7 separate regions of the Mus musculus genome follow, and regions 2, 3, 4, 5, 6 and 7 are each linked to region 1. The links are chromatin loops, found by intact Hi-C in ENCODE. Cell type or tissue: heart. All regions are shown on one strand.

Region 1 (4,000 bases):
ATGGCTTTCAGATTTGTTTTTTGGTTTGTTTGTTTTTTTTTTTTTTCCTCAGAAACATTAGAGAATTGTTTTCCTTTGGAGTTTGGGGTGGAGTCAAGAAGAGAGGGAGTTTATTCCTGGGAATCTAAAATGTATCTTTCCCAGTAAGGGGGACAAGGGAGCAGAGATCCAAAAATATTGTCTCTGTAGTACTTGTGACACATTTGTGAGGGTGCTCAGGGGAAACACCCGGGACCTCTTCCTCTCTGATCTGGCCCAGGGAATGACCTTGCTCACTGGGAAACAATGTTTCCCTGGGGAGAGTGTGTCCACTGTTGGGGATTCCAGTTCTTGACTTCAGGTTCCTTGTAGCGGCCATTTTCCATTTCTCCGAAGAGAATGTAGAGACTGATCCGGGGCAGAAAACAATGGGTAAGGTTAAAGGAAAGAGGGACAGGCAGGGTGCTGGGAGCCCGGGAGCATTGGGGACAGACTCAAGCACCTTTGTAACTGCTGCTGGAGACTGCCCGTGACCCCAGAGGGATCCATTTAGGGACAGTTTACAGGCCCTTCTGGAATCCATACCCACACCCTAGTTTGCTTTTCAATTTCTGAGGCACTCCAGGTGCTTGTACTCAAAATCCCCTGAAAGTCACAGTCAGGAGAGTCTTAGCAGCCGCCTGAACCCTTAATTTACAGTTGACAGAAAATAGACCTGGAAAAGACAAGAGACTTCCCCCAGGCAAGTTCACAGCAGAACACAGGCCTGGAACCCTGGCTGCCTCATGTGACGTCAGAGCTGCCCAGTGCTTGCTTAGGAGGTCCCTGCTGCTATAGAACTCTCTGTCTCCTCACCACTGATGAGGAGACAGTAAAAATCCTCGAAGACTCACTCTGAGATAGGGTCCCATGTAGCCCAGGCTGCCCTCAAATTCAATATGTAGGAAAACCTTGAACCTCTGATGGCCCCTGTCTCTGCCTCCTGAATGTTGGAGTCATGGCTGCTAGGGGTGGAAGCCCCTAGCATGCAAAGTGAGTACTGTAGTCACATCTCCAGCCCAGCAAAGTGATACCTGAAGATAGTGCTGACGTCATCTATACCTGGTTCTTAGAATAGTATCCCATATATCACCAGTGCTCGGTGACACTGTACTGTCAAGCCCTCCCATGGTGAACAGAGCTTACTGCAAGAACTTCCCCCCACCCACCTCAGGACACAGGCCACCCTGACTCTGTGGGTACACATGGCCAATGATAATTCTGGGACAAAGCCCTCCAATGGGACAGTTGAGTGAGCTCAGCAAAGACATGGGTACAGAGGGGCTCCTGGGTCCTGAAGGGTTTCTGGAGGAAAGGCAGACTTGGTGTTTCATGATGGATAAGGAGTTAGCCAGGAGAGGGGTGGGCAGAGAGACCTGGGTACAGGGTCTGGCAGTGAGAATATCCAATGACCCCAGAGCTGAGCAAGGGGCAGAGTGGGTTTGTCAGGGTGAATCAGGTGACAGACAGGGGAAGACTGGATTCCAACAGTAGAGGAAAGAGGTGGTGAACACAGCCTTGTCACAGGTCTATCAAGACTTTATGTTCCCTTTAGACCATCAGCTGCTGATACCTAGTGATCAACTGACTCACATCTCTGAGCCTCAGTTTCCCCTTCTACTCCAAAAGTAGACTGACCAACATGACCTCCCATAATGCCACCCCTTCTTCCTTAAGGACAGCTGATTTCCAAGGAGAATTTCATTTTAGGCCTGTGTCCTGCCAGGAGCCCCGAGACAAATGTCTTTCCTCTTTTGTCTTCTCTGTTAACCCTGGGTCACTTCCAGCCTGTGTCAAATTTTTAGTTGTTGTTATAACTGAGCCCCCACTAGTTCCCAGTTCTGAGGACATCTTTAACCTTGGGCCAGAAGAGAGAGGGCCAGCCCCAGCCCTGGGAGGACGGTGGAGTGGGAAATGAGGGGTTGGGAAATGAGGGGGTGGAGACCGACGCCCCAAAGAAAAGTACAGAAAAGGTCAACACATGCTTCCTGGCCCCAGTCACGTTGCTGGACTCCAGCTTGTGGAGGCTGAGTTGAACTGAATCCAGGGAGGGAGCCCAGACATCAGGAAGGACCCAGCTGGGCACTTTGCATGGAGGACATTGCCATCTAGTGGTCATTCTGTGTTGAGCCCAGTGTCAACATTCCTGGAATCTGAAGCCCTCTTCAGGGTCCTTCAGCCTCCTTTGCTCCCTCCCCACTAGGTCATGGACAGTTCAATGCCCCTGATTGGAGAACACGTGGAAGAAGACAAGCAGCTAATGGCTGACCTTGTCGTTTCCAAGATGAGCCAACTCCTGGTGCCAGGGGCCACGGTGCCCTCACCTCTGAGACCTTGGGTAAGGTTCTCTTGAGAACAAAGAATAGTGGCTCTGGAATGAAAGCCCCTAGGATCCAAAGGAGATAACCCCGGGCTGGCATCATGTAGAATGGGTTGGGGACAGAGGCAGGAAGGGCCTTGCAGGGGCCCTCTCAGAGCCTCATATTCCCTAGGAAGAAAACTGTCCCATCAGCCTTTAGACAGATTGTTAGCAACATTCATCTCTGTGTTCCCATGTTGGACCTGAGCAGAGGTGTGTGCAAGAATACTTGTACACAGATGCCCTATGTCCCCAGTGCACAGGTCAATAGAAACTATTGTGTCTCAGTTTTCCCCACCCCCCAAACCAGCAATCTCACAATACACACACACACACACACACACACACACACACACACACACACACTGCTCAGGCCTTAGCAGGGACTACCAGACCAGTCTTCAAAAGTTTACCAGCTTGCTAGCCTTCTGGGAAAGCAAGTTTCAAATCTTGCCCCCAACCCCAGCCCCTCCTTATTCCACAGAAACTCATCTCTTCATAGACAGGGGGAAAGTAGTTAAACTCAAGGGGCTGTTGGGAGCCAGGGGGCGGGGGGAGGCATTTGCAGCATCCTAAAAATCTATTCTAAAAATCTATCATGAGCTACACTGAAGAATTGCGCATCATGGATTTTACATCGGTGATTTTTTTAAGGCTTATATAAGGCTTAGCCTCCCACCAGAAATACTGTAGCCACTGGCATCATTTCTCTTCTCTTGCTCTAGGGTCCACAGACTAAACCTGCAAAATCTCCAGGGCAAGGCCAGCTAGGACCTCTACTAGGACAGCCCCAGCCAAGGCCACCTCCACAAGGTAAGCCACAGGTCAGCCACAGAGAGACACTGTTTTCAATAACATTGAAATGCAGTGCAGAGGACTGTGAGGTGTCTCAGTGAGAAGAACTCCTTTTGTGCAAGCATGAAGACATGAGTTCAAATCCCCGTCACACAAGTAACAAGCTGGGCATAGGCAAACATGCCTGTAGCTACAGCACTGGAGGAAGGGAGAAACAGGCAGTTCTTGGGAACTGGCTAACGGGTTAGTCTAGCTCAAATGGTCAGCTTCAGGCTCAACAAGAGATGCTGTCCAAAGCAGTGTTTCTCAACCTGTGGGTCATAACACCTTTATGGTTGCATATCAGATATCCTGCATATCAGACATATACGTTGTGAATCATAATAGTAGCAGAATTACAGTTATAAAGTAGCAAGGTGGTCACTGAAATGTGAGGAACTAGATTAAGGGGTCACGGCATCAGGAAGGTTGAGAACCACTGGGCTAGAGTAAGGTAGGAAGCAATAGAGAAAGACACTCAGTGTCCTCTAACCTCCACGTGTACATCCAAGGGTGTGTACCTACACAGAGCAACTAAATAATAATTAAATCAATAAAAGTGCATTGCTGGAGACAATGGTTCTCTACCTTCCTGGTGCTGCAACCCTTTAACACAGTTCCTCGTGTTGTGGTAATTCTAAACCACAAAATTATGCTTGTTGCTATTTCATAACTAATTTTGCTACTGTTATGAAGTGTAATGTAAAGATCTGTGTTTTCTAGTGGTCTTAGGCAATCCCTGTGAAAGGGTTGACCACACGCACGCACGCACACACTCATGCACGCACG
Region 2 (4,000 bases), 280 kb before region 1:
CTGAGCTTCTGCCGTGGCGCTGAGTTTCTTTGCTCAAGGTAAAGCCCTCCCGCCAAAGCAAAACTTCTTAATTAAGGATATCATTATTACTAGGTTAAACTATGTAAAATTCATCTGCAACATGACTGAGCGGAGTGGCTACACCTCTTGGAAACATTTGAAGCACAAGACAATATGTTTCCTTGACAACGTGTCAAAGACACCGTGGCAGGAGAGCAGACACAGAGCAGGGATGTTGGTAACCTTCCAGTGATAAGTAGAACAGCCTCGGCTACAGGGTTATATGGGCCCAGGGTTAGTGACACTGCAGGTAGGTTACTGCTAAAATATCTAGCCACCGGATGCCCAGGACCTTAGAGGGCAGGAAAGAGCCTTGGTCTCACTTTACAAGGTTCAGGCCTGAACCTTAGACAGGCTTAGAGGCTTGTCTATAGTCACACAGTTGGTAAACAGTGGGCACAAAGTCCAAGCAAGATAACGCATAGTCTGTGGTCTTAACGGTCATCTGTCTCTATCTCTCCTTGCAGCCTTTGAAGCTTAAGACCCAGGGCTTCCACAGCAGCAGGGGCTTCTCGCATCTCTAGCTTTTGCGAGACTCGTGTCACAACGTGACTGGAATGCCTGGCCATGTGACTTTAACAGAGACTGAGCACATTCTGTGACTCTAGAATGAGTCCCTGTGTGCTACACAAGCCCTGATCTACTGAGGCCACACTGTCATCTGTGAGACAGGGAAGAGGGAAGGTGGAGGGGGACACTGAGGCCTGGTTCTTACCTCTCTAAGGGCCTTGAATATCTGGTTGTCACTAGCCCTATGCTAAGAGCTTTGCAGTAGAACGATTCCTTAGCATGCATTATTAGTTACTCAGGTCATTAATACCAGCCAGCGTACCCCATTGGTGCCTCACAAATACCCAGCTACGTAAAACCTGATGGGCTGGGTTTTGTTTTGTTGCTGCTGCTGTTGTTATTATCATCTTGTTTGTCCTCATCTTCTAACAGGCAGGTGGCTAGCAGAGTCAGGTGGTCTACAGGGCACGAGGCTGTCTGTTCACAATCTAGAGAGGCAGGCCTCTGCTTGTTTACAGAGTGTCCTGTCCTGATGGCTTAGACACCTTCTGAACCCTTCTGCTACCCTGGGGGCTTTGCAACAGAACAAGTAACAGAATGTGGGGGTTCAGTCCGCTATGGGGGAGCAGACCAGAATGATGATGTGCTTGCTGCTGGGTGATACCCATCTGACTCCACAGGAAACACAGTTAAGATTCCTGATGTGTGCAGCACCATCACCATGGCCTGCAAAGAACAAGACACCCTGACTTCCGCGCCAGGTAAACTGTTCATGCGGTTTCAGGTTTTGGTAAATATTTCCACTAAGTGCTTAGTGGACGACAACACAGTAGGTCTCAGCAAGGGCTCGATAAGAATCTTGCACCATAAGAGTCTCAGGCATTGGACGACAATGGCTTCCTGAGGCCTGAAGGTCAAGGGGTCCTGCAGCTGGAGGAAACCCTGCTGGCGCTCGTTTGCTTCCACAAACCACTAAGGAAAGGGCCCAGCACATTCCAATTGCCCGGCAGATCTGTCCTGCCCCCAGTTAGGACAAGCAAAGCGCATGACCGGCACATGTTTCCCTGGGATCCTCCTGGGACCAACTGGGACATAATGTCCCCCACGTGCTGTCCCTTGCAGCCTGCCTGAAAGCTTGTCTACACTGCACAAACAATAGCCCCTGGCAAAACAAACTGCTTTCCCATGGTCCTAATAGGAGATAAGGCCCCCACAAATGACAGAGGCCACTTCTGGAAACTTCCACCTTTGCCCCACAACTCAATCCCAGCTAATCTCTAAGTAAGGGTTTACAATAAGCTCCCACAATGTCCTTAAAGCCTCCTGTCACACACACACACACACACACACACACACACCACACACACACACACACACACACACACACACACACACACACACTGTGGGGTCTGTGTGCACTTAAGGCATGCCTGAGAGAAGGAAGGAAGACCATGTGCCTGTCTTTAGAGGTCAGACACCCTGACTTTCTCATGTTCTCTGTTCTCCGAGTTCCTCCAATCCTGCTCCCGCATTGCCCAGCTTCCATATCAGACCCTCTGGAGTAGCCTAATCCACTGTAACAGACCTCCTAGGGACCAGTGCCAGCCTCAGCAGTTGAATATACTTCTGATACACCCTTTGCAGGTTGCACACCTGTCAGATCACATACCAGCAAACCCATCCTGGCCTTTAAGTCCCCCTGAGGGAACTCAACGTAAGCAGGTGAGGGGAGCCCCCACAGTGGGCAGAAATGAGTAGTCTGCCTGCAGGCTCCATACTTTGTTAATCTCCTTGTCCTCCAAGACCAGGTAGTAAAAACCCTATAGTTTTCCAGTTTCTAGTCCTAAACTCTTGCCTGTTACATAACTCTCAAGTGTTTGTGGCCTCACCACTAAGAAGATAAATATGAGGCTGTTTGACAAACGTGGCATGAGGCTAATTTATACAAAGACTTAGCAGATCACTGTGGGGCATAGAATATGCTCAATAAACGTTGCTTACTAAAGTCATCTAATAATTGTGACGAGCGTGTCCTTTTCTTCCCATCTTACAGCCCAATCAGTGCTAAGCACAGAGGGGCTGAAGAGGACTGGGATGAATGGGCAGACTCAAATTCCTATCTGTACCTGCTCTGGCATGCAAGCAGATGGTCCCTCTAGATAAAAAGGCATTGGCAGGTTTTGTGCGTCATAACACAGGGCTGGGAAGGGAACCAAAATGAATGAAAGACATTAGCTATGGCTAATGAGGAAAGCCAAATAGCAGGGCGATTTGGGGAGTCGTGTCCACCTCACCAGCTTGTACAAGCTTCCCGCCTCCAAGAAACTCCTGTTACGCCTTTGGCAGGCTGCACATCAAAAGCCACATATGCTTAGGGAAGGTGCCCTAATGCCTCAACTTGAGATTCTCATCTGCCCTTAATTAAAATGCATGACTCTGACTGTACCATTTCCCATTGAACCTAATCAGAAATAAGTGAGAGATGACTATATAGAACACCCTATCACCCTGATACCATGAACCCAGCTGAAGAACAGTGAACAGAGAGTCTGAGCAGGCTAGCCTGGGAGTGGCTGCTGGCAGGCTGGTGGGTGAAAGTTATGTAGCCTCCAAACAACTCCCACTAGTGGGTGTGACAACAACCAGGGGCATTCTGCTGACAGCAAGGTCTCTGGTAACTGGGCTCCCAAGCCCTGAAGGCAGGAAGGAAAGCAAGCCAGTTTAGGAATTCCTGTCTCCCAGCGATTTCTCTACAGTAACCTGGAAGTGTTTGACAATGGAGGTTGCTGCACCATAGCAGGGGAGGGGCCTCCACTATGGTCAGAAGCTCTAGCTCTCCTTTCCCCACCACCAGAGGTTGCAAAATAGGGCTTGGGGTCCTAAATACTCTACTGGCTTCCCACCTCCACCCACTGCTGGCCTCCCGGCTGTCTGAAGACATGAGCTGCTCTCATGACCAAGCTCAGGCAGCCAAGGGCAATTGGCCAGGGCTGACTCTGAACATTACATAACCAAGAGCCTGGGACTGTTTCCAGAATTGAAGCCAGAGCAACAGGTTCCACAGAATTAGTGCATCTAGCCACAGACCTCAGCAGGGAATAAAGAGGCCTGAAGGTCAGCCTCTAGGATAGCTGGGCTCCACCCAGGAGTGAGTCACCCCTCACTCCCAAGACAAGTCCAATCTGGGTCTGAACACTGGCCTCCTCTGAGGATTTTTCAGACCTGCGGGTCTTGTCTCTATCTCTTTCATCAGATGGGAAGTATTCTCCAAGTTCTGGATGTGTCAGAAACACCCCCACCTCAATGTTCAAAGCTGCAAGGATCACCAACTAGTACAAGGGCAGGCAATTCATATGGACTATCTTGGAGTTGTGACTAGTCAGTGCATGTCTCTTCTCCCCTCATATAACTATAATCCTAAAGTGGCAAA
Region 3 (4,000 bases), 97 kb after region 1:
AACACATGTCCAGGTACACCGAGTCTGCATTTTCTGTTGTAAGGATGCTTTGGACTCTGGTAAAGGAAGAAACTCTAAATGGCTCCTTCTCTGGAGAATTTCCAGGCTGCAGGAGGTACTAAGGTTAAGGCAGTGAGGAATCATTGCCTGTTAGTATTTCTCCCTGAAGAAACGTGTAACTGAAGGTTAAACCTACAGCTGGTGGGGATCTTTTTGTGTTTTGTTTTTGGTTTTGTTTGGTTTAGTTTTAAGTTCCAGGGCAATTGTATTGGAGTTTTAAAAAAAGACCCTAGAACAGGCAAGCTGTAAATCTCAGCTGCTGCCCAAGGAGGAAAAGAGAGAGCCAAGCTGTTTGATCTCGGCTAGAAGGTCAGCCCAGAAGCAGAAGCCGGGCAAAAAAGGGGAAGAAGGGGTCAGAGAAGAGTGGGGAAGCCCAACGCCTCGGGAGAGCACCACAGTCTAGCATTGAAGCTCTTCAACTGTTGCTCCTAGTTCCCAAACCCCCAAGCCAGCTTCCCCAGCTTCCTAAAACTTTGCTTTAGAATGCCTTAAACCTTAAAGGGACCCCCAATTCCAGCTAGTACTCCCTACCCATCTCTCTCTCTCTCTCTCTCTCTCTCTCTCTCTCTCTCTCTCTCTCTCTCTCTCTCTCTCTCGTGTGTGTGTGTGTGTGTGTGTGTGTGTGTGTGTGTGTCTATGTGTCTGTGTGTGGGCGCATGTGAGGGTATCTATTCAGTAAGTATTTCTTGAGCACCTATTTTGTGCCTTGTCCCAGAGAACAGAGAGAAGGACAATGATTCCTACCTAGTCTGGGGGAGGAACAAGTGATTAGTGGGTGCAAAGTATCATTCTAGAGGTGCACATGGACTGCTTTCCTCAAAGGACAACTTGTTTTGGCCCAAGACTCTCTTTCTCCACCATACAGACTGTCTTTCCCCACCACACAGACTGTCTGTCTTTCCCACCGCACAAACACATCAGTAAGTCCTAGCCCACACTGACTTCTCCCCCTTTTCACACAGTTTAAGAATTCTACAAAAAAACAAAAAAACAAAAAACAAAAAACAACAAAAACAAAACAAAACAAAAAAAAAACAAAAACAAAAAAAAAAAAACACAGCAGCGTCTAGGCTACTTTGTATCCAGTGAGCGCTTAGGATGCTCTTGGCTGTCAGTCATCTCTACATACTGCAGCCCATCATCTTGCATCCTCAAAGCCTTCTAGAGTGAAGATCAAATTCCACATGGTGGGGTCACCTAGTGTGGACAGCCTCATCTGGCTCTCCAGCCCCATTTTCCTGTGCCCTCTCTGGGGCTCTGTTCCCTCCAAGGACCTCTGCCAGCCCCCCTTCCCTCTCCCTTCTAGTTTCCCTCTAGTTTAAACTCTGTCCATCCTGTTTCAGCTCAAAAAGTCTGTCTTTGGGAACTTTCCCCACATCTATGAAGCCAGCTCAAGTGCCTCTGTCATGTGACTTGAGGACTCCTTTCTTCCTGCCAGAGCATTTACCTCAATTTGTAGTTAAACTTTAATTGTTGGGATTTGTCAACAATGCTCCCCAACTTCCCACCAGGCTGTGGGGCTCCCTGAGAACTCTAGCTGGGTCGGATTGTTCCCACAGTCACCTCTAGGACCTTCCCCTGAACTGACGAGTGCTAGGTGCTCAAGAAACATCTTCCTAATGGGCCAAGCAAGCCATGCTTAGAGCTGAGATACTCTGAGATATGTACTCAACATACACTCTTAGAAATAGAATCACTAAGACTAGATCTCACCCATCAGGACTGAAACAGAAACAGGAGGACATAGGGCATTGAATAGTAGGACTGATTTTCCTTGTCTCCCCTGGGACTCGGTTGGAGGAGTGACCTCATTAGGACCCCTGCCCTTGACCTTACATCTTGGCTTTTGTTACACCGATTTCACCATACAGATCCAGGTCACAAACGGCCTCACATTATGCTTAAGAGTTTACTCTGGTTTCCAACCCAGGTAATAAACTTTCTCTAAAACTTTTTAAGTGAACTATATTCCCTGTGCACCTGCATGTGTGTGTTGTGTTGCAAGGGATAGATAGACCCCTGTGTCACAAACATACTAAGTGGGCTTTGTCACTGTGTCTCACCCCTAGCCCAAAAGAGAATATTGTTTTCACGGAAGGGCCCTTTGATCTCGATTCCTTCTCAGTCACTTTATGTCCCCCAGCAGTTGGAGTTTGCTCCAAGTAGCAGCTGATGGCCAAATAGAAGATAGTTCGAAGACTGGAGTCGGGCGCCACCTAGTGGTCTGAGTTGGGATTGTCTTTTTCAGAACCAGGGCAGTAGTTTTGTCCTACCACAGTGTCTCTGCAGCTAGAGACAAGAATCCCCTAGGAAAGGAAGCTGTGAGCATGCCAGAGGAGGTTAAGGTGGCCCTAGGAAAAAGGCAGAGTATAGTTCATGTGCTTCCCACGCCTGCGCTCTCATAGCAGGTGCTCCCAAGGCGGCCGCACACGCAGACGCAGACAGGTCGAGAAAGAAAGGAGCCTTACAACAGTGTTCCAACATGATTTCCACAGGAGAGTAGACTGCATGCTCAGGGGAGGCACCTCCCTCCTACGTACTCAACAGAGCCTTTTTAAATGCCCCGAGGATCCTCCAAGATCAGTGCCAGGGACGTCATCTCTGCTCTGTGCCACACTTAAGGTTTGCAGTATTTCTTGTGAGGTGGAAACTATCTCAAACCTAATTTCTACTAGCACGATAGTACTTGATAATCACTCGATGCCTCCCTGAAGATCTGTGTTTTAACTGCAGTCACAGAAAGATTCTCAGAAGAGGTAGCAGAGAAGATATTCAAAAGAACTGACCAGGCTGGCAATATGGTTTAGCCGGTAAAGGCGCTTTCGGTGAGAGCCTGACAACGTGAGTTTAATCCCTGGGACTCATGGTGGAAGGAGAGAACCAGTTCCTAAAAGCTGACTTCCAACCTCCAAACACACACACACACACACACACACTCACACACTCACTCACACACACTCACACTCACTCACACTCACACACACACTCACACTCACACACACATTAATAATAAATACGAACAATAATAATTATGATGAATTGTAAAAAGTAAAGGTTAGCCAATCAAAAGGAAAGAAAGGGGGCCCAGTCCTAAAATAGAAAACATCCTGAGTGAAGCAGAGAATCCAAAACATCATGAAATGTGTCAGGGAAGGAACTCTCTCTCAGGTGACGTTTGGGAACTCCAGCCTAAAGTACATCACATGTATCCAAATGCAACCAACAGAAAATGCCTCTGACCATGGACAGGGTTAAACTGCAGTGACCAGGGGCTATAATGCTATTTTAGGTGGATATGTATTGTTTTTTTCTGTGTGCATTTTTTATATGTATTTGGTGCCAATACCTTTTTAAACCTTAGTTCAATGAGGTTTGGTGCATAAAACAACATCACATTTCATAGTTCCAGGCGAATGAATATAAAATTCAAGATGCAAAAAAATCTATAGTTGATATGGAGGAGGCAAATGGGTGCCAAGGTAGAAGGAAGTCTCTGGTGCCAGGCAAGTGGCTTAGACTTTACTGCAGGCATTAAAAAGTTTTGGTCAGGGGAGTGTCTTCATCAGACACATCCATACCACAGTTTACCCTGGGTGTGACACAGAAGATGGACTGCAGAAGATCAAGGTAGAGATGGGCAGATTCAGGAGAAAGTGGAAATAGAAATGAGGCTCAGACCTGAGCAGTTGTGAGCCAGCGAAAGCTAAGGAACAGGGAAATGTCTGGACATCAGGAGAACTGGGCTCTAGGCAGGTGTACTGCACAGGGCTGCAGTCCCAGCACTCAGGAGGCTGAGGAGTTCAGAGCCAGCCTTGACTCGAGGTGGAGAGGTAGGTCCTGAGTTCTTATCCTACATTTACCATTTGTTCATTTTTGACTGCAGTTTTCTAGCCTGCACAATGAAGGGCTCCCCCCCCCCCCACTAATTGCAAGATCTTCC
Region 4 (4,000 bases), 120 kb before region 1:
GCAAAGTGCTTGCCTTGGAAGCAAGATGACAGGAGTTCAATTCCCAGATCCCACATACAAATCCAAGTGTCATGGTATAAATTTGTAAGCCAGTAATGGTGAGACGGGGCAGTAGAGATAGGTGGATCCCTAGAAGTTAGCTAGTCAGCTAGCTGGGCTTACTTGAAGAAGTTCCTGGCCAGTGAGAGACCTTTCCTCACATAAACTGTGGGAAGTGCCTGAAGAATGACAACCAAGATTGTCCAAAGACCATATGTGTGTGTGCGAGCACACACTCGCACAGAATTGGGGGGAGGGGCAGGGAAGGGGAGGGGGAGAGAGAGATTGGGGGCTCTTCCAATAAGAATGAGCAGATAAAATAAAGCACCATGGTCCAAGCCAGCACAGACTTCTCAGCAAGTGTATAGAGGTGGATTTTGATGCTGATGCTGGAGAAGTGGTGACTGGGATCTGGGATGCAGTTCTATCAGCCACTTGGCAGTAACATAATGCTCCCCGAGAACCAAAAGGGAGCCGCTAGCCCCTTCTAAGGGAACCTATAGCTGGCCTCTACCTCAGCACTTAGTAAGAATTTGTTCCTAGATGTATGGAGAGCATCCTAAGCCAGGGGAATATCCTGAGGCCAATTGACTGTTGTCTTTGGGAAATGGTGAGAAAGTATGGGGCAAGCAGGTGTGCCAAGATGCATCTTGAAAAAGGCTCAGCATCACCTGAGCCTGTTCTGTGTGCCAGGCTCTCTCCTAATGGTGTTATATCTACTTATTTGCTCTTGATGAGAGCCTTTAGAGATAGATTCTTTTTGCTGTCTCCATTTTGCAGATGAAGAAATCAGAGAGTTAAGTAACTTAGTCATGGCACTATGCCATCTCAGGCCCTTCCAGATCTTCAAGATTCCAGCAATTCTATGATGTTTCAAACCCTCACTATACTGAATGTGTGGCTGCTTAGCAACAAACCCAAGTAATCAGCAAGCCTTACGGCAAATGATAAATTCCATTTGTGGTCCCCAAGAAAATGCTGCTGGTGCAGGGGTGTGTCCACATCTGTCCCTCAGAGAAGGTGAGCAGACTACAGAAGAGTTGTAGAAACCTTGGACTGACTGGTACCTCTTGAACCCATGAACTCAGATGTGTGAAGAGAAGGGGCCAAGGACAGAGCACCAGGTAGGAGACAGAAATGCAGGAGATAAGGAATAGAAAGGAAAAACAGAGCGAGGTACTCAGAAGCCAATAGACACCCATGTCACTCAACCGAGACAGCCAATCACGTGAGACAAAAGCAATTTTGTCTGTGCAGGTGCCTCCTCTATGCATGACTTCATACAGAACTATCCTCCCTTCTCTTGAAAATAAGAAAAAAAAATAACAGGCAGTGGGTATAAAACTAGACATAAAGTCTTATTTTTACAACTCATGGGGAAAGAAATCACGCTTTGTCCAAAATGTGATGATTTGAAGTCTAAAATGGCAGTCTCTGCAGCCAGATGCAAAGTGCCTGAGTTGGACATCTGACAGACACTTCCACCCCCTTTTAGGTCTCACTTCACCGGTCAGTAGACAAAAGTAATTGAAGTGGCATGCTCAAACTTCTATCCCAAATCTAAACTTTCTCCTTGACCATTCCTTCTGGAAATTGGAGATATTGGAGTTGACATAATGTGATGAAAATCACGCATATGCACGAGGGTGCACACACACACACACACACACACACACACACACACTAGTACACACGTTCTGTAGGGTGGGTCTCTTTATATCCTAGTCTTCCTCTGTCTTGTTTTCTCTTCCAAGGTGGTGCCCAAGCTATTAATGAGAAGCATGTGCTGGGCTGCCTTGGAATTGATTTACAGCCAAAAGGAGAAAGGCAAAGGCAAAAGCAGGAGGAAGAGGCGGGGGAGGAGGAAGAGGAGGAAGAGGAGGGAGGGGGAGAGAGAGAGAGAGAGAGAGAGAGAGAGAGAGAGAGAGAGAGAGAGAGAGAGAGAGAGGCAGAGGGAGGCAGAGGGAGGCAGAGGGAGGGAGAGAGTGAGAGGGGGGAGAGGGAGAGAAAGAGAGAGAGAGAGAGAGGAGGGAATGAAGGAAAGAAATGAGCGCTTTGGTGTTCTCAGCCCTACACATAATTCCCCTATTGATGTACTATGAATTACAGTGGCTGCCAGGCCACCGTGGTTTCTGAATCATTTCCTTCAAGAGGGACTCTGAGCTTGTCCCTGGGCTGGCTTCAGCTGGACTGGATTGCAAGGAAGTTGGGCCTCTGGGCAGCTATGCTGCCTTTCCTCCCTACCAGAGTTCCAGCAGGAAGGTGGAGGTTCCGGCAGCACAAGAGAGTAAAGATGATAGACAAGCAGACCGAGCCTGATTACCCCAACAGTCAGACTCTAAAACTCAGGCCTCTCCATTATTAGAGATGGGAGTGAAGTAAAACACAAAATAGATAGACACTATGCATTCCTCCGATGGGTTTCAGACTCAGCTGAGCCCAGATTCACTTTCTTTTCTGCCTTGCTACTCTGTGTGATAAAAGTAAGATAAACATCTTTGGGGCAGAGTTGGATGTGAATTCAATGCCAGTCCATCTTTCAGTGGGTCACATTAGGGAACCCTGAGCTGCATCTCTCCCATGCAATTCCCAAGGCTAAGGATGAGGGTATATATGGTCTCGAATTTTCTCACCAGGGCATTGGTGTCCAAGCAAATCTGTTTTAAATTTGTCTATAGAGTAAGTTTCATTCACTCAACAAAGAACTTTAATCCCTTCTCTGGGCAGATCCTGTGTCGGCACCAGTGTTTCCAAGAGGAAATGGATGTGATCCCAGTTGTAAGAGATACAAGCAAGCATATGATGTAAATTGAGCATGGCATATGTTATGAGGAGGTGTTCCAGGAGAATCATAAATGCAGACCTGGGGCTGGGGAGAGTCCAGGGAAGGAAATCCAGAAAGTTCTGTTGCATTGAATGAGGCAACATGTCATGTCATGTCATTTTCCTTTGCCCAGACGTCCCTCCTCCTACACTAACTCCTATGTGCTTTCCCTAAGCTCTTTGTTTTGCTTGAAGATGAGACTCACCACATTAAGTTGTTAAGTGGCAGCTCTCCTCCATGACAACAGAGGGCACTTTCCCAGCAACCTCTGCAGGTTGAGTAAGTTCTGGAGACCGCCACCTGGTGGCCATACTGACCCAGGTCCAGTTGCCTGCTACTGTTCTAGAGATGGGGTGACCTGCAAGCAGTACTAATCAGAACCTGGTAATGGTTTGCCTGCTCATTGGCTTGGAGTTACAGGTAACAGGTAAAAAGAGAAACTTCTAAGAAGCCTTGATCTGCCTTCAACTGGCTGCAGTCTCCCCTTAAGGTGGCTTTGAGAAGCAGCTAGTTTCGAGGAGGTACCACATCTTAATCTTGTCTTAAGATCCCTAACCCCTAATTGCCCTTGCTGTAAGAATCATCATTGAACTGGTGAATGAAGCAGACCCTTATAAGGAAGGTTCTAGAAAGAGCACAGATTTGCTATACTTGCTATATACTTGCTTTAGATGTTGTCTATACTGTCTAGAACAGCTGTTTGTTTATCTGGCTCATCCCTGGTAAGGTGACTTGCCCTGGGTCACCCAGCTCATCACAGAACCAGGACAGGTGGGCATGTCAACTGACTCTCTCTGCATTGCCTGGCAGGGTCAGACAGTGCTTACATAAGGAGCATAGCAAGGCAGCCCAGGAATCAGGCCTTTGCCTGAGGTTACAGGCTGTGAGAGCTTTCTGCTAAGACTCACTGCCCTTCCTACCACTCTCCTTCTCAGACCCTCAGGGGCTCCCTCTTGCTTGCCAGTTGGGATCTGAATATCTTCCCTTCCATTGCTCCATTCCAACTCTTTCCACATAGGCTTCAGCCCTTCTTGCCTTGCCCTCCCACCCCCACCCCTGCCCGGCCAGGACCATATGAATGCCTGCCCTGTGTGAGCTCCCATCCCTAGCCTACCGCTCCTTATTCCCCTGAACTCC
Region 5 (4,000 bases), 230 kb before region 1:
CAGGCTAGAGGCCTCTCTTCTCTGCTTTCCTATTGCAAGACCATTTTGTCCAAAGTGCCCTTTGTTTTTCCTCCAAGAGAAAGCCTTTCTGGAATGCAAGACAATCGCCAGGCAGCTACTTTGCGCTACGTGTCACAGAGCAGATGTCCTAAGAGAGGACGTCTGAAGTGTGTCTTGTTCTGGGGGCTACTTCCTTAGCAAAGCCTGGGTGTCTTCTGATTATTTTCCATCCTGAAAGCTGCTGATTTGGATTTGTTTCTCCCTTGATTCTTCAGCACGGACTCACTCAGAATTTGAGGGCCTCAGGAGATACCTACAGCATTCTGGTCAGGAGTTTTCTCTTCTGCCTAAGCTGAACTGCTCGTCTCTGCTCACCTCTGCAAGGTCAGCGTAGTCATGATCCTAGGAACAAGATGACGGGGCTCCCTGAGTCCTCATGTAGGTCCTTCCAGCAGGTGTGCCTTGAAGCCACCCATCTGGACATTAGGTTGTTCACTGGGCTAATAGTGTGTAAGGATTGCTTCTGCTAGTCTATTTAGTGAGCAAGATTGAATGGGCCTGGAGCTTGGGTAAGAATGGGGATACCAGCTTTGCTTATCTCTTCTGGTGGCTGAGAACAATGACAAATTTATGACACTGGGCGAGCTGAAGAGGCTTCAACCAACACCTGGCTTGTCCTCAAACCTAACTGGCTCACCTAGTCCCTCTGTTGGAACTTTTCTAGAGACGTTAAGAGCATGTTCACTTCCTATGTATCAAAATTCAGAGGGTAGACCTGTAGGGGGTATTTTCTCAGGCATCTGAAGAAGATACAAAGTTGCTCCGAGACTGTTGAACTTCATATTCAACATGAGAAAAATAATGTTCAGAAGAAAGAATTTACCCAGTGTCCCACACTCAGCTGGAGGCAGAGCCAAGTTCATGTTGTGAACCCTGATTCCTTAGCTTCTATCTGCATCACATCCACAGGGCTGTCTTCCAGGCCAGGGCATGGAATAAATGTATTTCCAAGTCCCATAGCTGGCCTGTGGAGAGCTATCTGTACTGCCTAAGGGTTCTTGTCTACACTAACAGATCCTCTGAGCTGACCAGCGTTGTATAGTTTTGTGTAACTCAGAGGTTACTGCCTGTTTCCCTTTCTACCTTATTACATGATACCTTTTGAAAACATGCCAAGCACGTTTTACAAATAGATGTGTGAATACCTCCTTTCTGGAGAGGAAAAGCAGGCTAGGATGGAAAGGAAACATATCCACACCTGAGACCTGTGATAGACATGGCTGCTGAACAGTCAGTCATACTTCCAATCCAGTGGACAAGTCACTTCATGCATCAGTTTCCATGTTTATTGGATAAAAGATTAGACTTTATGATTCCCTGCAAGATGTCCCTTGGTGTTGATAATAATAACAACAATAATAGTAAGTCTACTACTCCATGGGAAATTCTCAAAGTTGAGGTGAATGGACGTGAAGGAAGATAAAACTCACTGTGTGAGCAGGTTTGACCTCAAACCAGCATGCCCACCCACCTCACTCTCAGCATTTCCTACACTCCCACACTACTCTGTCTTCCTAGACACAGGCTTAAAATAAAAGACGGCTGTGCAGACTGTGTTGATAAAGGTACAGGAGAGACTTGGGGTCTTGTTTCTGGTGGAGCCTCTTGGTGTTACCAGTCCATCTTTCTGTTCTCTTTTGGATTGGAAGCATTAAAGGGTCCAGAGCTGTGTCTTTTGTGTTCAAAACTTAGTGGACCCTTGCACACCGTTCCAGTCTCAATTTAGATATTACCTCCTTAGCTTGACCCTTTTCCATCCCCTTCAAGCGGATTCCCCACAGCACCTTAGTTGGGTTCTTTTTTGCGTGTAGCTGACTCTGATATGGTTGCTCATCTACCTGTTTCTCTTCCTGAAGTGTAAGCCCATTGAGGATAGAGCATTGGCAGCAAGATTCAGTTCACTAATGGCTGCAGGGACCCAGAAGTCCACACTAGTCCCGAGGCTCAAAGTTGAGCTTGACAGGCAGCAGCTCCTCAGAGGGACTCACCGAGCCTATCCCTCTGGCTAAGGCTAGGGGGCGCCGTAAGCCAGAAAACACCAATTCCCTGAGCCTTCAGCCTGCTGGTCTCGCAGGCCCAGAAAGGGACATATCCACGCCAGACAACGGGGTGCGGGTGCCTTGAGTGGGTGAAACGATCCCTTCCCGTCTGACGGCCACAAAGTTCTCAGTCAACATCCCGTCTGGGTCTGCAGCTGCCTGAGCTCCTCCACCCCTGGACCGGCTGCATGTCAGTCAGGGAGAGAGGCTCATTTGGGAAGCGACACACTTGTGAATCACTAATTTGGGGGCCACATGGAGGTCTGAGAACACAGCATAAGATGGCAGAGTCCCACTGTTCCAAGTGGGGCTCTGGAAGTTCAACCCGGAGAAGGTGCTGACAAGCCTAGGTCAGGACTACTGTCACATAAGGAAGTACCTCGGCTTCCCTCCCTTCCCGCTCTAGACCCTAACCACAGCGCTTCTCCCCAAACCCACAGTACATGTGAAAGTCATTATATTCAAAATAGCCTTTTCCAAGCAACGGACAGCCTGGTCCGCCCATCACCAGGAGCCCTAGCCAGACCCTCAGCAGAGTCGCTGCCCAACACGGGGCATTTAGGAGCCTAAGAAGGTGGGAGCTTAAGGTTCACTCTGTGCCTGGTACCAGCAGAGAGTAAACACCTTTCCTGGCTTCCATCTGGAACCAATTTCATGGCAGTAAAATCTTCGTAGGGCGTCTCTCCCCCATCTCCCCCACCCCCAGCCCTGCCAGGGAAGCGAAGACCCCTCTGTAAGGTCTCTGCCTGTGTTCACGTGAATGCTGGGGTTTTAGTATTTCTTTCCATAGACAGCTATTCCCAGGAATTTTAAGCCAGAAAACACATGTGTGTGGTAGAGACATTTTGTGTTCTGTGTTTTCTGGGGTGGTGGGAAATGGGAAGTCGAGTTAAATATTCCAATTCTTGGTTTTCTTTTAATGGCTGTATGTTCAGGCAGTCAATTATTTCTGCAAAGGATAATATGAAGTGCAGGGACCAAAACTTCCCCCACAAGCCTAGTTTAATGTGTTCCTTATGCCTCTGGGGTTACTGCACTTTGCCTTTAACAATGAGGACTTAGCCCCACCCCCACCCTCGCCCCCACCCCCACCCCGGCCCCTGCTGTGGCTTTTCTGAAGGTATCAGACTCAGCTCCACACAGGGTTGTCTTGGCCAACCAGCCCTGCTGGGGCTCAGGGAAAGAAGAGGGTGGACTTGTGGTCAGGCTCCTGCCCACCACACTGGGCTGGGGATCATGTTTCTGCAAAGGTGCTTTGAGCCTGCCTTGGTGAAGCCTGACACAACTGGAACTGGCTTGTCCTGTGCTGCACTGTCCAAAGGGCATCGCCGCCTCCTTGATACCTGGCTGTGGAAGTTCCTCTGCCTCCGGCCTGTCACTTTCTAGCTCCTGACAGGTACCTTCAGCCTCAGTGGCAGACCTCCAGCAATTCAGGTTTCTGGGCTTGGATCCTTGCTTTTTTCCCCTTTAGCCTCTGCTCTCACCTTGCCTGATCCCAGCTTCTCTCCTGGCCTTGACTGACTAGTGTGCTGTGTGCACTGAAATAAGATGCACAAGGCCACAGTGTCCCCGCTGGCTTCCTGACCGTCCCTGTCCATCCTCCTGTGACAGTCTTACTTGCAAGTCCTATGACATAAGCAGACTTCACCTGCCCTGAAATCACTGTCTTCTTCCTCCTGTCGCTTCCAGCATTTTACTCATTCCCTCCGATGACATCACCTGCCACCGTGTCCTAGAGAGCCTTGAACTGGACATCTCTACAAGTCTTTCCCACCCTGAATCCAACCTGGAGAATCTCCCCAGACCGTGCCAACAGCGCCATAACTGGCCCTGCGGCCCCAGTCCTTTTCTCCTTCTCTGTCCGGCTCTTCTCTTGCTGCCCATCGTCGTCTCACAGATCT
Region 6 (4,000 bases), 290 kb before region 1:
CTGTGCTACAGGAATATTAATCTTGATGACTTATAGCTCAGTTAATACAGTACTGGGCTCGGCCTCTACTGCTTCATAAACCAGATGTGGCGGTGGATACCTATAGTCACAGCACTTAGGAGATGGAGGCAGATGGATCAGACAGGGACTGACTTGGCTATGTACTAAGAGTTCTAAGCCAGACCAGGCTATGTGAGACCCTGACTCAAACAAAAACAAACATATATTACCGGTTTCTAACATTCTAGCATGTTCTTATTGTTGCTCTTCAACGTTATTAAACACTTATGAGTGCCAGAAGCCCTTGAGAGGTACCCATGCTATCAGTGTTTGACGATGGTTTCATGGCTCTGCTCTAGCGAGGAGGCTTACTTTCAGGCTGGATAAGAAACCCTGGGGTCTTAGGGCTCGTGGATGGTGAAGTCAGACTCTGAAGCCCTCTTTCTCCAACTTAACAGTTGCTTTCTCCCCATGGATTCCCTAGTCTCAACCATTCATTTGCTCTACTCAGGTTTCCATCCAACCATCATCAAAAATGAAGGGGCTTCCTAAAATACCAGCCCTCTTCCATTCTTTCAAATGCTCTCTGTCCCTAACTGAACTTTGTGATCCCACAGTTGGGTCTGCATCTAAATGACATCATTCCTTTAGCTACTATCTATCTCCATTAGTATAAGCAATGCACACACACACACACACACACACACACACACACACAGAGTGATAACATCAGAGTGTCTGCTGCTTGATCAATCTTCTATTCTACTGGAACAGTCTATTAACAAATGTGACAACTGTGTTATCAGTCCTATGATACATACCTTGATACCTCAGGGACAAAGGCAACTCAAAGGTGAAGAGAAAATGCTATGAATTGCTTCAGCTCTCTGGCCTATCGACCCTGTTTGGCTGCCTATCTGTCATCACCTTGGCGAGAAGGGCACTGATTGTTCTGGACTCTGAAGCTAGATTGCCCAAGGCCAAGTTTCTCCATTGAATGTGTGCCCTCAAGCAATTTCATTAACCTCTCTAAATTCAGCGTCCTTATTTTTTAAAAAGGATGATAATAATAGGTTCTTCCTGGTTTTCAGTAGGAGCATGTAAAGTGTATGTAATGGTGGTTGGTACACAGCATACCCATATGAGAAATTGGGACAATTGTTGCCTCTTACACATGGACTGTGACTACGCTGGGATGGCACTCAATATTTGTTGAATCTTGAGTTCATGTAATACATATTGATAGTCATGGCTACAGTCACCCTAGCTGTGGTCTCTTTGTGTCATTAGACCCATGGAATCTATGGTTTGAGTACCACGAGAAGGACACAGTCCATGGTTTTGATAGCAGCAGCTTCACTCGCATCCACTATGTCCTGTACTCAGCCCCAATATGCACATCCTGATAAGCAGGTATCTCTACTGCACAAGCGAGGAAACTGAGGCCCATAGAGCTGGCTGGCAGCAAGTGCTGCCTCTCTTCTCCATAACCCATGAGCCTAGCTATAAGCTGCACTGCAACTTCCTTATCTATAGAATGAGTGATACCCTCAAACATATTTCCCCACATTTCTCAAGTTCTCCAAGAATGACTCTGGGCTCTGCTGCACACTTGGGCACAGGAGCCCAGTGCGGAGCAGGAATTCTCTCAGATTTTTCATCTCTGGAGCAAAACATGGCTCTTCTTCTACCCACCAGATACCTGTTTGCAGAGTCCGAGCTGTTGTTTTGGTATCTGCCTGTCATTTCCCTTTGCCTTTGGAGTGAATGAGATCCTTGGTCCAGCCTTTTAAAGCTCATAAGGACCACCCTTTGCCAGCTTTCTAATCATGCCCTGCACCTGAGGCTACAGCCACGGCAGCCACTGAAGGCCTTCTGTGTCTCCTTGACCACACAAAACACCCTTCTTTCTCTTATAGCATAGGTCCAGGGGGCCTTCCTGATGCCCCCCCCTCCTCTATGTCCCAAATCCCCCATGCTTCCCACTAGCATTACCATCCCATCCCAACTTTGTAATGTACAAATTAGGAAAGTGACATTCGGAAACCTACACTTGACCCCTGCTCCTCCAGGTCTTATAGCTAGTAAATAACAGGAAATAAATTCTTTAGTTTGAATGAGAGAGTCTGGATTCAGAGTGAGTATCACAAAGTGCCTACAATGCTGTCCTACCTAGAAAGATAGACATTGTAGGCAGAGGGATTGCAGGACTCCCAGAAGACTGTACTGTGGGCAAGAACCTTGTGTTAAATGGCTGAGAATGCAGTTAAGAGCTTGTAAAATGTGGTTAACTGTAGCCAGTTACCTGCTAACTTGCTAGGTCAGGGGGCAAGGCACAAGGGGTAAAGAGAAATGATATCTAACCAAGGAGGGTGCCTTTTAATCCTAGTGGTGGACAACAGATTCTAGAACTTAGCACAGGGCAGGCACTTGAAGGCCAGGTTCAAGTGGGTTCCTGGATCCTAGTGGGAAACCCTAGCTGCCTAATGATCTCTCCTTTTTCTCTCCCAGTTTTCTCAGCTCATTAAGATCTTCCATTCCTTGGGTCCTGAGAAATTTCCACTAGTGGAGCAAACATTTTTCCCCAACCACAAGCCAATGGTGAGTGCCTTTTTAGTTCTGCTTATCTTTATAATGCAGAATGACTATTGCTTGTCTATCTTCTGAGTCACTTTGGGCTGCTCAGGCCTCGCTTCCTGGTTGTCTGGACTCCACATGAGAGCCTTCATGTCCTGTGCTTGTGGGGATGTATAGTGTTTCTTGAGGAACCTCGAGGAAGGTTCAACTTCTCTAGGATAAATCAGGCAGTAGGACAAGTGACAAAAGTACTTGGCATTCTGTGAAACTCTGTTAATTCTTAACACATCAAGGCACATCTTGAGCTGGCATCCTTGAGCCAGAGGCGGAGTATAAAGGGAAAAGGCATTTTTATGGTAAAATGTTATCTCCAATGCACTTTTCCTGGGACCTGGTTTCCAGTGTAATTTTAATAAAAACTGTGTTATTCTATTTGAGCTGATCATTAAAGAGCAATGTGCTTACGTGTTCGATTTCCTTTCCTTGGAGTGTACCTCTGGGAGTCGATTGGGGCCAAGTTGGAGTATGCGGCTTCACTATCTATTTGGAAGGTTTAAGATTAATATCGTTCTGAGTAAGTTGGAGAGTTCTGTGTCCACAGCTGGAATTTTGGTAGAAGTATTCTGAGCTCGTGGGCTCAGCCTACTACATCTGTTTATGTATTGGTGCTCGATCAGTGAATTTGATCATGAAGGGAGTAGGTGTCTCAGGATGGACTCACCATAGCTAAAGACTGTGGCTGGATTGTAGAATCGTAGGCTCTGGCTGCTGAGCTGAACAGGCCTCTTTGAAGGCCCTGTCAGGTAGGGCTACGGGCTTCCGTGGGAGCAATCTAGCCAGTCAGAGGCTCTCATTGATTGTCTATCTACTGTATCCATAACCTATCAGTCACAGAATCAAGGATGTCTGGTTGGTGTGAGTAAGTGTAGGTAAACCTGAATTATCAGTTTAACTGAAATGAAAGCAGCCAGATTAGTAATGAACTTTCTGGGTATGTGTCAGGGCCTTTCCAGAGGGGATTAACAGAGCCAGGAGAAACTCGCCTGGAATGTGGATCTTTTAGCATCATCTATGGAGTGAAGGGCCCAGATGGGATAAAAAGGAATGAAAGAAGGCTGGGCTCATCCTCTTTTACTTCTGGTCTACAATAATGAATGCTGCTGGTCCTACCATGACCTCCTGGATACAATGAACCAAAGCTTCTGAAACCAGGAGCCAAAACAAAATAAATAGTCCTCACTATAAGTCATTTCTTTCTGGTATTTGGTTACAACAATGACAAAAATCTGACTATGGAACATGTGTAAATATTCTGAGAAAATTGAGAATTTGTCTTCAAAGTAGATAATTATTAATCACAGACCAGTCTACTGACTAGATTTTAGACAAATATTTAATCTCCTTGAGAGTAGTAGAGCCATAG
Region 7 (4,000 bases), 400 kb before region 1:
GCTCCTGCCCATTTACCCAGCAACGGAGTCTCCGTTTCTATCTAATCCAACCTTTTCTTTTTACAAGCATATCTGTGTGTGATGTGCATGCATGTATGTATGTGTGTGCTCACGCGTGTGGGTGCATGTACGTGCATTAACAAATATGCTGTATGTATAGAAGGTGGAAGTTGATGTCAGGTGTCATTCTGAGCCACTCTTCACTTTATTTAGAGGCAGAATCTCTCGATGAACCCAGAGTTTACCAACTCTTGCTAGACGAGCTAACTGGTTTCCCCGCCCTACCCCCCTGCACCACCAGGACTCCCTGTCTCTGCCTCCCCAGGGCTGGGATTACAGGTGGCTACTATGCCTTCCGTACTTTTACAGGGGTTCAGGGATCTAACCTCCAGTCTCCCTAAGGCTTGCAAGTCAAATACTTCATTCACTGAGCCATCTCCCCAGCACCTAACCAGACATTGGACCTTATTCTGTGCTAGTTGTCTTACCTCTGCCTCAGCTATTTGACAAGAAAAGTTGCCTCCTGTTTGGAAGTGAAGTTTAATAATGGAGAGTGTGGTATGGTAACAAACAACTAGGCCACATTCTGTCTGTCCCTCAACTCCCTCCCAGCTTTGTAGCTCTTGTGACTTGCTATACCTGTCTCCTCACGGGGCTTTATGGAAGTAGATAACATGAAAGTCAATATAAAAGTCCTTGGGTAACTACCAAGTGGCATGCAAGCATATATTCATACTATTGTATAGAACTGTGGACCTCTCTGTATGTCATTAATCATGGCAGCAACACCTTCCAGGCATTCTTGGTTTATGCCTTTGTCCCCTGTATTGTGCAGAAAGGACAGGGTCCATCCCATTGTGTCTGGCTTCCTATTGCCATTCCTTCCTGCTTAGCACCTGCCAAGTAGATATTATTGCTCTTTATCTGCCCACAGAGCCTGTGACACTGTGACAAGGTACAGTGAACAAGGCTGGGATCCAGCTAGTGGCCCCAGTCAAGTAGCATTTAAATTTTGACGTTGGTCATCGATCTCCTTAATGTATAGAAATAAGTAGTGTAGAAGGCTTAGGTGCGGCTCCCTTGGAAGTCATGGTGGAGGTAATGCTTTTGCCCTGAGTGGTGTGTGGAAACATCTATCACTTGCTCACACTTCAATTGGGTCTTAAGAACAACAGTGGTTGGTTTCTGGCACGCTTCTTGCCCTTTGATGGGGAAAAGAAATTGAGACTCATGGGCTTACCTGGGAGTTGGCCACATATTCACTGAATGTTTGTGACTGGGAGACTTCCTACCACAGGTTCATCAGCTTCTCCTTCAAACTCCTTTCTTACATCTTTATGCCCTCCTAACCTCTTACCATCTCAGTGGCATTCCCAGCTCTCTCCAAATTAATGTTCCCTGGGTGCCTTCGAATCGGTCTTGCTGGTTGTGGTAGGGCACAACTGTAATCCTTGCACTTAGGAGGCAGAGTCTGAGAGGACTGGGAGTTCAAGGCCAGCCTCTGCTACATAGGGAGACTGTTTCCAGAACTAACAGCTTGCAGACACCAGAAGATTCTCTCTCCTACCTGTAGAAGTCTCCAAAACTGCCTGACTACAGCTACCAAAATTAGCCAGCAGGTGGCAGGCTAGCCCCACGGTCCAATGTATCCTGGCGGAGCCAGCTGCCTCCAGGTCCAGCTTCTTCCCAGCCTCTCCTGCTTTGTGTGAAGGTCTCCAGAGAGGAAGGAGAAGTTGTGAAAAGAGAAGAAACCAGCTCCCACAGCCTCTTCCTTCCCTTTTGAGATGATAATGAGAGGGGCTTCGACTGTCAGGGCTGAGAGTGACCCTACCCCCCACACCCACACCCAGAACCAGGGGCACACTGCTGTCCGCTTCCTGACCCTTCTCAGACTCAGCCCTGCAAACTGTCTTTCTCTGTTGGTCCAGGGCCAAGCTGCCTCATGAGGTTTCCTTGCAAGCAGAGAGTGTGTTGGGAACCCACGCCTCTTCTCAGAGGCCAGCTGGCAGATTATTTAAATCTGTGGGTCCAATCAATTCCACCTGAGAAATGGCCAGATCCCTGGGAAAGGGACCTTGCATTTATTTTTCCTTATTTTTCTTCCCATCTAGTCCCTCAGTAGCTACACCCTTAGAGAAAATGACACACCCCCTCACAGCAACCATTAACAGTCATCAGCGCCTCAGGAAAGGGTGGGATCTTGTGGACACTGGTGCTCTCTCTCTCTCCCTCTCCCTCTCTCTCTCTCTCTCTCTCTCTCTCTCTCTCTCTCTGATTGAATGTGGAAGGGTCTGTGTGTCCATAGTTACAGTGACAATGTCATATTGGGGTGACAACGTTTCATGACAACCCTCGCATCCTGCCACTCTTAAATTCTATGATGCTTCCAGGCCTTGACAGGGAATGATATAGATGTCCCAACTATGGATCATCAATAATCATCAATTGATGATTATGCTCATCAATCACATATTCTCAGCTCTTGCGCCAGATATTAATCTTTGCATTAACCAACATCCTCTAGGGGGAAAAAAGCCCCAGGCTGAGAGCTGCACTCGGTTATGAGTATAAACATATTTAGAAGGCAGTTTGACAGCCGGTCCCTTGGGAGAAAGAGTAGTGGGGGTGTCCTCCCCTTGAGCCTTTCTCAGCCATAGGCTTTTGATTTTGATCAGGTTTATAGTGTTTGCATTTTCTGAGAACAAACTGAGATCCCAAGACAGCTTTGCCGCAAGGGTTCACGGCGGAGTACTTTAAGATGCAGCTTGTGGAGGTGAACCTAGCCATGCCTTGGGTCTCTAGGGAGCTTCTGGCCACCCTAATAGAGGTCTGGCTTGGTAGCAGGTCTGTCCTCTGGGATGGGACAAAGCAGTCAGTCCTGGGATGCCCGTGAGCACGCAAGTCAGTTTCTAAGCTGTTTCCTTCAGCCTGCTGCCCCGGCAGGCACTGGCTTCCTTGCCTAGAGTTTCCAGCAGTTGCCCTGGCTTCAAGCTTCCAGTCTTGACCTTGTCTCCTGGTTACCTTCCAACCTAGCATCGTTGCATCCTCTCTGAAAACAAATCAACTTCCACCCTTTGGTGATGCATCACAAGCCTAAACTTTGAGTTTAAAGTCACAAGCATGTGACACACACACACACACACACACACACACACACACTGGTTCTGTGTATGTCTTCAGCTCTACATCCTGCTTTGCAGACAAGTGATTCCTAAGCACAACTCACCTTACCAGTTTCTGCTCCTGTTCCCCCAAATACCCTTCCCTACCATGTTTACCTGGCCAACTTCTGTTCATCCTTAGAAGCTTCAATAGGTGAAGATGTTGCCTCTTCCGGGTACCACATCTGACACGAACGTCTTGTTCACAGTGCTGGTGGCTACCTCCCTGATTTAGCTTCTTCACCACAGCCTTGTGGCTCATATCACAGCAGGTTGTAATTGACTTTTCCTCGGGTTGCTCAGTCATCTTTATATTATCTAGAGTTCAATGCACAATCAGTGCACGGTCTTTGCATGTCATTGTCCCTCTCCCTGTCTAATCAGTGTGACATTATGAATTTGCAGGTACCTGACCTTGGTAGTCAGTGGTACTACACACATAATGGAAGGGGTCACAATTCTAATCCCTATACTATGAAATCTTAGCTCTTTATCAGTATGCTAGAGTCCATGAAAAGTGAATGCTTAGGATTGTTTTTAAAAGAGAAAGGAGAGTCTGAGAAGGTCCTAAATTCAATCCCCAGAACACACATAAGAAGCTGGATGTGGTGGCACACGCTTGTAATCTAGCAATGAGGACCCGGACACAGCAAGAGCCCTGGGACTCGGTGTCTATCCCTATTCTAACCTTCCTGGTAATTTCCATGTTCAGTGAGAGATCTTGTCTCAACAAGAAGGTGGGCAGGAGATGAGGGACAACACATGAGGTTTACCTTTGGCATCCACAGATGCACACACCCCATACATACACACACATGACTACCTCTTGCACATGTACA

Evidence for each region. A loop is a pair of places that touch in the nucleus more often than their neighbours do. Peaks named below come from ENCODE experiments on the same cell type or tissue, not always from the same donor. Only the 100,000 strongest peaks of a DNase experiment are listed, where the experiment ranks them.
Region 2: a loop joins it to region 1, with 2.7 times the contacts of the local background. A loop is called at or near these places in 2 of 42 quality-filtered maps.
Region 3: a loop joins it to region 1, with 2.8 times the contacts of the local background. A loop is called at or near these places in 13 of 42 quality-filtered maps.
Region 4: a loop joins it to region 1, with 3 times the contacts of the local background. A loop is called at or near these places in 10 of 42 quality-filtered maps.
Region 5: a loop joins it to region 1, with 6 times the contacts of the local background. A loop is called at or near these places in 32 of 42 quality-filtered maps.
Region 6: it touches region 1 in a loop (2.6-fold over the local background); 2 of 42 quality-filtered maps call a loop at or near these places.
Region 7: it touches region 1 in a loop (6-fold over the local background); 38 of 42 quality-filtered maps call a loop at or near these places.

The regions. Positions count from the first base shown.
Region 1 is chr10:86,063,152-86,067,151 of GRCm38, reverse strand. It overlaps Syn3 (synapsin III), which reads left to right. Exons shown (of 14, transcript NM_013722.3): 11 at 2,222-2,356; 12 at 3,103-3,190. Among named protein-coding and RNA genes, the nearest start is that of Gm51812, 3.9 kb to the left of the region's middle. In heart, a CTCF peak has its summit at 2,136 (motif pointing left); DNase peaks (open chromatin) are centred at 301, 1,291 and 2,011; H3K27ac peaks cover 375 bases.
Region 2 is chr10:86,339,403-86,343,402 of GRCm38, reverse strand. All of the region lies in intron 6 of Syn3 (synapsin III), which reads left to right. The region is part of intron 2 of Timp3 (tissue inhibitor of metalloproteinase 3); the gene reads right to left. Among named protein-coding and RNA genes, the nearest start is that of Timp3, 41 kb to the right of the region's middle. In heart, no CTCF peak of the experiment used is centred here; DNase peaks (open chromatin) are centred at 1,652, 2,062, 3,232, 3,572 and 1 weaker place; H3K27ac peaks cover 2,986 bases.
Region 3 is chr10:85,966,494-85,970,493 of GRCm38, reverse strand. The region is part of intron 12 of Bpifc (BPI fold containing family C); the gene reads left to right. Among named protein-coding and RNA genes, the nearest start is that of Rtcb, 11 kb to the right of the region's middle. In heart, a CTCF peak has its summit at 2,278 (motif pointing left); a DNase peak (open chromatin) is centred at 2,283; H3K27me3 peaks cover 574 bases.
Region 4 is chr10:86,181,531-86,185,530 of GRCm38, reverse strand. All of the region lies in intron 6 of Syn3 (synapsin III), which reads left to right. It overlaps Gm35636 (a long non-coding RNA gene), which reads right to left. Exons shown (of 8, transcript XR_003949028.1): 5 at 1-4,000. Among named protein-coding and RNA genes, the nearest start is that of Gm35636, 22 kb to the right of the region's middle. In heart, a CTCF peak has its summit at 3,167 (motif pointing left); DNase peaks (open chromatin) are centred at 2,240 and 3,170.
Region 5 is chr10:86,294,440-86,298,439 of GRCm38, reverse strand. The region is part of intron 6 of Syn3 (synapsin III); the gene reads left to right. Among named protein-coding and RNA genes, the nearest start is that of Timp3, 4.0 kb to the left of the region's middle. RefSeq lists an enhancer at 1,023-4,000. In heart, a CTCF peak has its summit at 2,066; a DNase peak (open chromatin) is centred at 2,049; H3K4me3 peaks cover 951 bases; H3K27ac peaks cover 1,545 bases; H3K27me3 peaks cover 873 bases.
Region 6 is chr10:86,350,152-86,354,151 of GRCm38, reverse strand. It overlaps Syn3 (synapsin III), which reads left to right. Exons shown (of 14, transcript NM_013722.3): 6 at 2,512-2,601. Among named protein-coding and RNA genes, the nearest start is that of Timp3, 52 kb to the right of the region's middle. In heart, no CTCF peak of the experiment used is centred here; no DNase peak of the experiment used is centred here.
Region 7 is chr10:86,461,632-86,465,631 of GRCm38, reverse strand. All of the region lies in intron 2 of Syn3 (synapsin III), which reads left to right. Among named protein-coding and RNA genes, the nearest start is that of Syn3, 35 kb to the left of the region's middle. In heart, CTCF peaks have their summits at 1,415 and 1,618 (motif pointing right); DNase peaks (open chromatin) are centred at 1,621 and 1,901.